Linked DNA regions of Homo sapiens: region 1 is linked to region 2. Evidence: chromatin contacts called from ENCODE Hi-C data. All regions are on one chromosome and are shown on one strand. The core of a region is the stretch at or near the end of the contact, and the rest is flanking DNA. Distances in the headings are between cores, read along the strand shown. Region 1 holds the start of BAHCC1 (BAH domain and coiled-coil containing 1). Region 2 holds the start of NPTX1 (neuronal pentraxin 1).

Evidence for each region. Hi-C counts contacts between places; a loop is a spot of excess contacts on that map. Pooled maps may share reads with other maps.
Region 1: a pooled map shows a loop between it and region 2 (12-fold over the local background). The contact joins the promoter of BAHCC1 here to the promoter of NPTX1 in region 2. A Hi-C loop is called at or near these places in 1 of 168 maps with a recorded cell type or tissue (HepG2), 4 of 37 single-sample maps with no recorded cell type and 5 of 50 pooled maps.

What each region holds. Positions count from the first base shown.
Region 1 is chr17:81,393,433-81,396,915 of GRCh38, forward strand. It overlaps BAHCC1 (BAH domain and coiled-coil containing 1), which reads left to right and starts at 2,025. Exons shown (of 28, transcript NM_001377448.1): 1 at 2,025-2,203. RefSeq lists enhancers at 122-679, 2,763-3,371, 3,372-3,483 and a silencer at 468-737.
Region 2 is chr17:80,474,877-80,478,161 of GRCh38, forward strand. NPTX1 (neuronal pentraxin 1) reads right to left here and starts at 1,731. Exons shown (of 5, transcript NM_002522.4): 1 at 1,127-1,731; 2 at 635-842. The coding sequence starts at 1,570. RefSeq lists an enhancer at 185-718.

The DNA.
Region 1 (3,483 bases), core at 775-3,274, 920 kb after region 2:
CTAATTCAATCGCCCCCAGCCTAATGAATAGCCGCGCGCTAATCGGATCTCCGCGCGCTTCGGGGATTTACGCTTCCCGGCTCTCCCCCTCGTGCCCCGCGGCCCGCCAGACGTCGCTTCCGAAGGCGCCGGCCTGGGGCCTGGCCAGGGGCTCGGCCGCGGGGGGTCCCGGCCGCCGGAGCCGGGAGACGCCGGAGACGGGAGCCGGGCCCGCGCGACCGCCACTCCCGAGCCAGCCGGGGTGGGCCCCGCGCCTTGTCCTGCGTCCCCGGCCCGGCCCGCGGAGCGCCGGTGCTTACCTGCGAGCCCCGGGCTCTCCGGAGCTCCCCTCCGGGCCGAGCCGCCCGAAGCGGGCGCCGGCGTAGGCCCCGACTCAGGCAGGCGGGAAATCCCGGAGTCCCCGCCCGCGGCCCGCAGCCCCCCACCCCAGGTCGGCGTGGCCTGCGGGGGGGAAGGCCGGCCGGGGCCGGCCGCCCGCTTCCCCTTTCTCTCCAGATTCCTTTGATCCGCGGGCTCTCCGCCGCACCTCGGCTCCCGGGCTGCCCCGGTCGGCCCGCGGGGATCCTGGAAACGGTCCCCAGCTTATCTCCTTTCATCAAGCGGCCTTGGGCCGCCTTGAAACCGCGGAGCCAGTAATTGCTTTTTTCAGGAGGCCCAGTGCGGACTGGACAACAGCCAATCAGCGCCTTGTTTACACTCGGTGATGGACAGTCCACTGGCGGAGTGCCAACCAATCCCAGCGGTCCCGCGGGAGCGGGAGTGGGGGCGGGGAAACAGAGAGACAACAGGCTTTGAGTTTAACTCTTTCGTGTCCCTGCCGGAATGAGACGGTGGAGAATTTCGAATGCGTGTGAATCTGTCAGTTGGCTCCTAGTTTAAATATCCTTTTTTCCCCCAGAGGGGGAGGCAGAGATTCACATGGAGAAAGAGGAGCAAAAATAAATGTATCCATCGCCACTAAGACATCACCTCGACTCCCTGAGAATAAATAGCATTTGGGTGGGAAACCAAATTCTAACAGAAATATTTGTTTGCGGAATATTTTAGAAGTGGTTTGCATCTGATTACGATAAAAATTGTTCAGTGGCTTGCTTTAGTTGGAGTGAGGATTTAGCAGATAGGCAGACAGGGAGCAGCATTGAGAAATACTATACATGGTTTACCACACCATACCCGCTTCCCCCATTACCAAACTGAAAATATTTTCTAAATCTAGGTGTAGATGAAGAAAGGGCAATCCTTGTCTTCTCAATAAATCCCTGATTTTCATTTTAGTAGCTGCTCTGTTGCAAAGTGTGGCAGAGGGAGATAAAATTGAGAGCCAGTAATGTAGACGGCTGGAGACTCAGAACTCACTTCCCAGGGTCTGATCCCCAGGTCATGGGGAGGAGAGAGCCGGACGGGCTATTCAAAGCTTTTGCTGCCCAAGCAGCGGGCGTGCGTGCGTGCATCCGCGAGCTCGGGTCCGGGCAGGCAGCAGCTTCAGAGCGGTAGATGGGCCAGGCAACCTGGGGAGGCCTCTGGGCTTGGAGGTCTGGCCTACCTGCCACCTGCCAGACAGATTCCAGGGAGAAAAAGCAGCTACTTTTAAGGGGTGGTGGTGTTTCTTCCCTTGGCCTTCTGTGCGGCAGAAGCCAAACGTTAGACCTGCTGGATTAAACATATATGTGTGTGTGTGTGTCTGTGTCTGTGTCTACGCCTCCCCCTCCGCCGGGACACGCGCACTCGCTCGCTCCAGCTCCCTCTCCCGCCCTGCGCCACCACATTCCCATTCAGCAGCAATGATCTGCGCAGAGGAGCTGCGCAGTCGCCGGGCTTGAATTAGGCGCCATCGGGCTTGGTAGTAGCCCCGCTGCTTCCTGATTGGCAGTTCCCTGGCCCGGCGCCAGCCTATTGGGAGGCCTGTTTACGCCGAATGAGTGGCACGAGCTCCCGGCCGTGGAGGGCTGCGCGGCCAATCAGCGCGCTGGCTGTTCCGGGCTGAGTGGCACGAGCTTATTAGTATGCAGGGCCCGTGGCTCGCCGCGCCAGGCTGCAGGTTTGAGAGCCGCTCTGGATGGGCTCGCTAGAGTCGTTGTTGTGGAAGCGGTGCATTTACAGTGCAACAGTCAGCACATTGAAAATACCAATAGGAATACAAAACAAAGTCACATTTACTGATTTAATTGTATTGCATTCAGTTGTATCCAGGAAACAGCCTCCAGTAAGTAACTGAAATTGCTTTCATTTTTTTTTTGTTTTTGTATTTTTATTATTATTTTATTTTTTATTCTGGCTTTGGGGTTTTACATTTTTTTTAGCAAAAGAAATTCAGGATTGTGATGTTAAGAAGTATATATCTTCCCTTTTAACAAAATCCGTTAAAATGTTGAGGCTTTTTTTTTTCTTAAAAAATATGGACTATGAGCGATTTTTTTTTCTCTGAAAAATCTTATCGATCGGTTTAAAATTACCCCCGTAATGCATCCTTGCTTTGCTCTGAGCGCTTGTTGTCTCGATCGACACCCAGCATTAAAAACAAATACTCGAAGACAGGACAGGGACCGCCAGGCTGCGTCTGGCGCGAGCCGCGCGGGTGGCACCGGGCGGACAGTAGGCGAAGTCCGGGCGCCGCCAGCGTGCGCCCAGTTCTGGGTGACCCACGAACGAACCCCAACATTCGCTCCCCTACCCTGCTCCCCTCCCCGGAACAGTCCTGGGTTGGCCCTGCCCGGTCGGTCCGCGGCGAGGGGAACTGGCCGGGTCGTGGTACCCACGGCCGCTGCCCTGAGGGGCCTTCCGGGCCGAAGCTAGGGGCCGGGGAGGGGAATGGTCATGGCGAGTTTTTCGGGTCTTCGTTCCCAATTCAGAATTTTTTTTTTCCGGAGAAGTGGGGGTGGAGGAGGGGGACCGAGCAAGGCCGGCGCAGCGGGGCGTTTTCACCGCGCGCGTTCGGGACGGCGCGCGGGGCTCGGGTCACGGCCCGTGTGGCGGGGTCCGCGGGCTGGTTTTCTTCGGGCGCGGGGGTCAGGCGCGACCCCAGTTCTCATGACTCTCCCAGGGAGCGGGTGCGGCTGTTTCGCAGGGAGCGGGTTCTGCGGCGACGGCCGAGCCACTCGCGCCCCAAGGCGCGCCTGGTCCCAGCCCGGCCTGCAGGCCCCACCGCGCCCGCGCTCCCGGAGACGACGCCGGAGGGAGGCAGACGGGCCAGAGTCCTGGTCTCCGGCAGGCGGGCGAGGAGAGAGCGGGTTTTTAGATGCAAAAGCAGGAAACAAAGCAAACTTGTAGAAGCTCCAGATCCTGGAGCGCGCCAGCCACGCCTGGGGCCGCGGCAAGAGGGACCGGCGGCTCCAGGGTCACGCCCTGCCTTCCCGGGAGGGAGCCCTGTGCTCCTAGGTTCAGTTCCTTCCGAAATGCCCTCGTCAGCGATTCTCCGCCCGCCCGGGGCCCTCTGCCCGCCGCCACTTTTCGCTCCATTTCCTCCCTTACCTCAGCCCGACCTGG
Region 2 (3,285 bases), core at 481-2,980:
CCCTGGGTGATAGACTGGCTGGCCTGAGTTGGTGACTGAGAAACCTCAGGGATTTGAAAGATGCCAGGACTTGGGTCACTCAGAAAAGAAAACCTCAGGGTAGGGGTTCAGGACAGAAGTGGGGAGGAGCTGGAGATCCTGAGAGGACACCGGGGGCATGGCAGCCGGGAAGAAACCTGCTTAACAGCCTCAGCGGCCCGGGGAACGAGAGCGCCCAGCCCCAGCCTGCACCCAGCTGTACGCTGAGGCTGGGGACCAGGGAGAGACAGGCTTTCTTAAGCAGGGAGGGTTTGAGCCAGCGACAGCCACTGTGCAAAGTTACTGAGGATTAAACAAATCAGACTTGAAAAATCCAGCGAGTGTGTGAGTGTGTCTGGATGGGGGAGGGGGCACTATGCAATCCCCTTTCCCAGAGACAGCCCCAGCCCAAGGCACCCAGCCCTGATAGAAACACCGACTAGAAGCCCAGAACCTGGGAAGGGGTGCGGGGAATGAGAAAGCGGTGCAGGGGTTGGGGGTAGCGGAGCGGCTTGAGGCTTGCACAGTGCAGAGCTGGGCTGTTAGGGATCGGGACCGAGGCAGGGTCGGGCAAGCAGGTGCAGGCAGGCAGCACGGCTCCCCCTGGCCCCAGTACCTTTCTCGAGCTCGCTGATCCGCTGGTGCAGGGAGGTCAGGGCGGTCTCGATCTTGACCCTCTCCTCGGTGTCGTTCCTGGGGCCCCCCTTGCCCTCCTCCAGGGTGTTCACCCGGGACAGCACCTGCCTCTCCAGCTCATCGATCTTGCTCTGCAGCAGATCCTTGAGGCTGTTGGTCTGGCTGGAGGAATTGAGGCGGCTGTACTGCTGCGGGGTGCAAGGGCGGGGGAAACCACACCGTTAGGCGAGGCGCGGGGACCGTGCTGGAAGGCCCGCGGCGCGGTCCCCTCTGGGCGACTGCGGGGGCGGCCTGGCAGGGAGCTGGGGCGAGTGGCCGCCGCGGGGCCTCGCAGGCGCGGGGAGGCACCGGCCGGGCACCCGCGCGGCTGAGGCGAGGGCGGGGGATGCCTGGCCGGGTAGGGAACGGGGTGGGGGAGGGCAGAGGGGCGAGCGAGCCGGAGGGGGAACCGGAGCCGAGGGCGCGCGCGGACCTCGAGGTTCTCCAGGCGGGTTTTGAGCGATTGCAAAGTTTGCCCGAGTTGGCTGAGCGTCTCGGCGGCCGGTGTCCGGGACAGGTCGCCCATGGTGTTCTTGCCCGAGCCGGGCTGCTTGCGGCCGCCGCCCGCCCGGGCCTCGCCGGCTCCGGGGTCCAGCGTGCTCTGGCTCTCGCAGCGGCCCAGCTTGGCGGTCAGCTCGCGGATGGTCTCCTTCTGGCTCAGGATGGTCTCCTTCTGCTGCAGCACCGTCTCGCGGAGCTGCAGCACGCTGCTCCGGAGCTCCTCGGCGCCGCCGGCGGCCACGGACGCGGCGCACATGTCGGCGTCCACGGGCACCGAGGTGCAGATGAAGCGCGTCGGCCCGAAATCCTGGGCCCCGGCGCCCAGGAGGCAGAGGGCGAGCAGCGCACAGGTGCGCGCGGCGCGGCCGGCCGGCATGGCTGCGGGCACCGGGCGCTCCGGGCCCGGCTCGGCTCGGCTGGGGCTCGGCTCCGGCTGGGACCCGGCTCGGGCTGTGGCTCCGCGAGCGGCCCGCGCTCTGGGCGCCGCGCTCTTCGGCCGCGCGGTCCACACCGCCGCGCTATCAGGCCCCCACTGCCGCCTGCGCTGCGGAGCCCGCGCCTTTTATGCCGCCGCGGGAGGGGCCTCGAGCCGCCGACGTCAGCGGGGGAGGAATCCCGCTTTAATTGTCCGCGGCCCGGGCCCGCGGCGCGGCGGGGGTCTCACGAGCGCGCCACCGGGGCTGCCTCCGCTCGCGTCCCCCCCGCCCTTCTGGGAGCTGCCGCGGCCCCCTCCTCCCCCGCCCCCGCCTGGGCCGGCGCTGCTGCCCCGAAGGCTCCGAGAGCTCAGGGGGAAGGAAGTCGGGCTCCGGCCCCGGACTCGAGGATGGACCACCTGCGTGGTGTCCCCGAACCTCCGACGGGGCTCCAGGCGGGCGGGAAACCACCGCGTCCGGGAGATAGAATTCGGTTCGGCCCTCCTGGCTGCACTGAACACCCTTGGGCCGGGGTCGTTTGGAGCCGGGCTGGGTGCCCAAGGACCCAGGTCGTCAACACCCGAGTGCCCGGTGGTCAACGGCTCGGAGTGGGGCCTCGCGGCGCCACTAAGTCCAGAGCGGGGGTCACCGGGCCGCCCCGCGTTTCTTAGATGTCCGTGTGCTATTGAGAAGCCGCCGGGCAGCCTGGGTACAGGGACTTCCCACGGGTCGGGGCCCCCGGCGCCTCCCCTCCCCCAGCTCCCGGGCTCTGTGGACCCGGCCCCGTCCCCGGGGGACTGTCAGTCCCCACCCCGTGCGGGCGGGGCGCTGGGGACTTCTCGGAGGCAGACCTAGCTGATCGAGCCTTTCCTGTCCGCGGCGCCGGCCCGATCGCGGGCAGGCGGCGTCGCCGGGGCTGGACGTTCGCAGCGGCGCTTCGGAAGGGGGCCCCGCGGGAGCAGCCGCCCGCGTCTCCAGCAGCTTCCCCTTGCCAGGCGCCGCGCGCGCCCGGTATCCCCGGGTGTCCACCTGTGCGTGGGGGGCTGTTTCCCGTCTGTCCAGCCGCGCCCACTTCTCAGGCCCAAAGGCCAGCAGGAAGGGTCCCGGAGGTGGCTGGGGGCGTCCACCTGAGAAGCTCCGCTCTCGCTCAGACACCCCACCCGGCACCCGCGCACTCGCGCCTTCATCTGGACCGCGGGGCTCGGCTCCCGAGATCGCGGTCCGGGTTCCGGCGCCGGGCTGGGGGCTCAGGACCAGGGCTGGCGCAGCCGCCCCGCCCCGCCCCGCCCCGGGGCTATCAGAGCGGTCAAAGCCTCGGAAATCCCTCCGTCCACGCTCCCGTGGTACAGAGAAGGAAACTGAGGCTCCGAGACTGCGGGGCCGGGCTACAGCCGTGGCCCCCCGACCCCTCCCCGCCGCCCCCGGCTTCTCTGGTCTCTGCGTTCTGCAGCCTTTCCCTGCGCGCAGCCGGGGGCTGGGGGTCCCCAGCCAGCAGGGACCCACGGGCAGTCCCGGGTGCCGGGATCGGGCGTCCGCCCCTCGGGCGGGAGCAGAGGCCGGCTCGATGGAGACCTTTTTGAGAAATGGCGGCCTCTACCCGCCCCCCAGCCCCCGAGCGCCCGCCGTCTGCGTTCAGCATCTCAGCTTTTAAGCCTCCCTGAGCCGGGGCTGCGTTCTC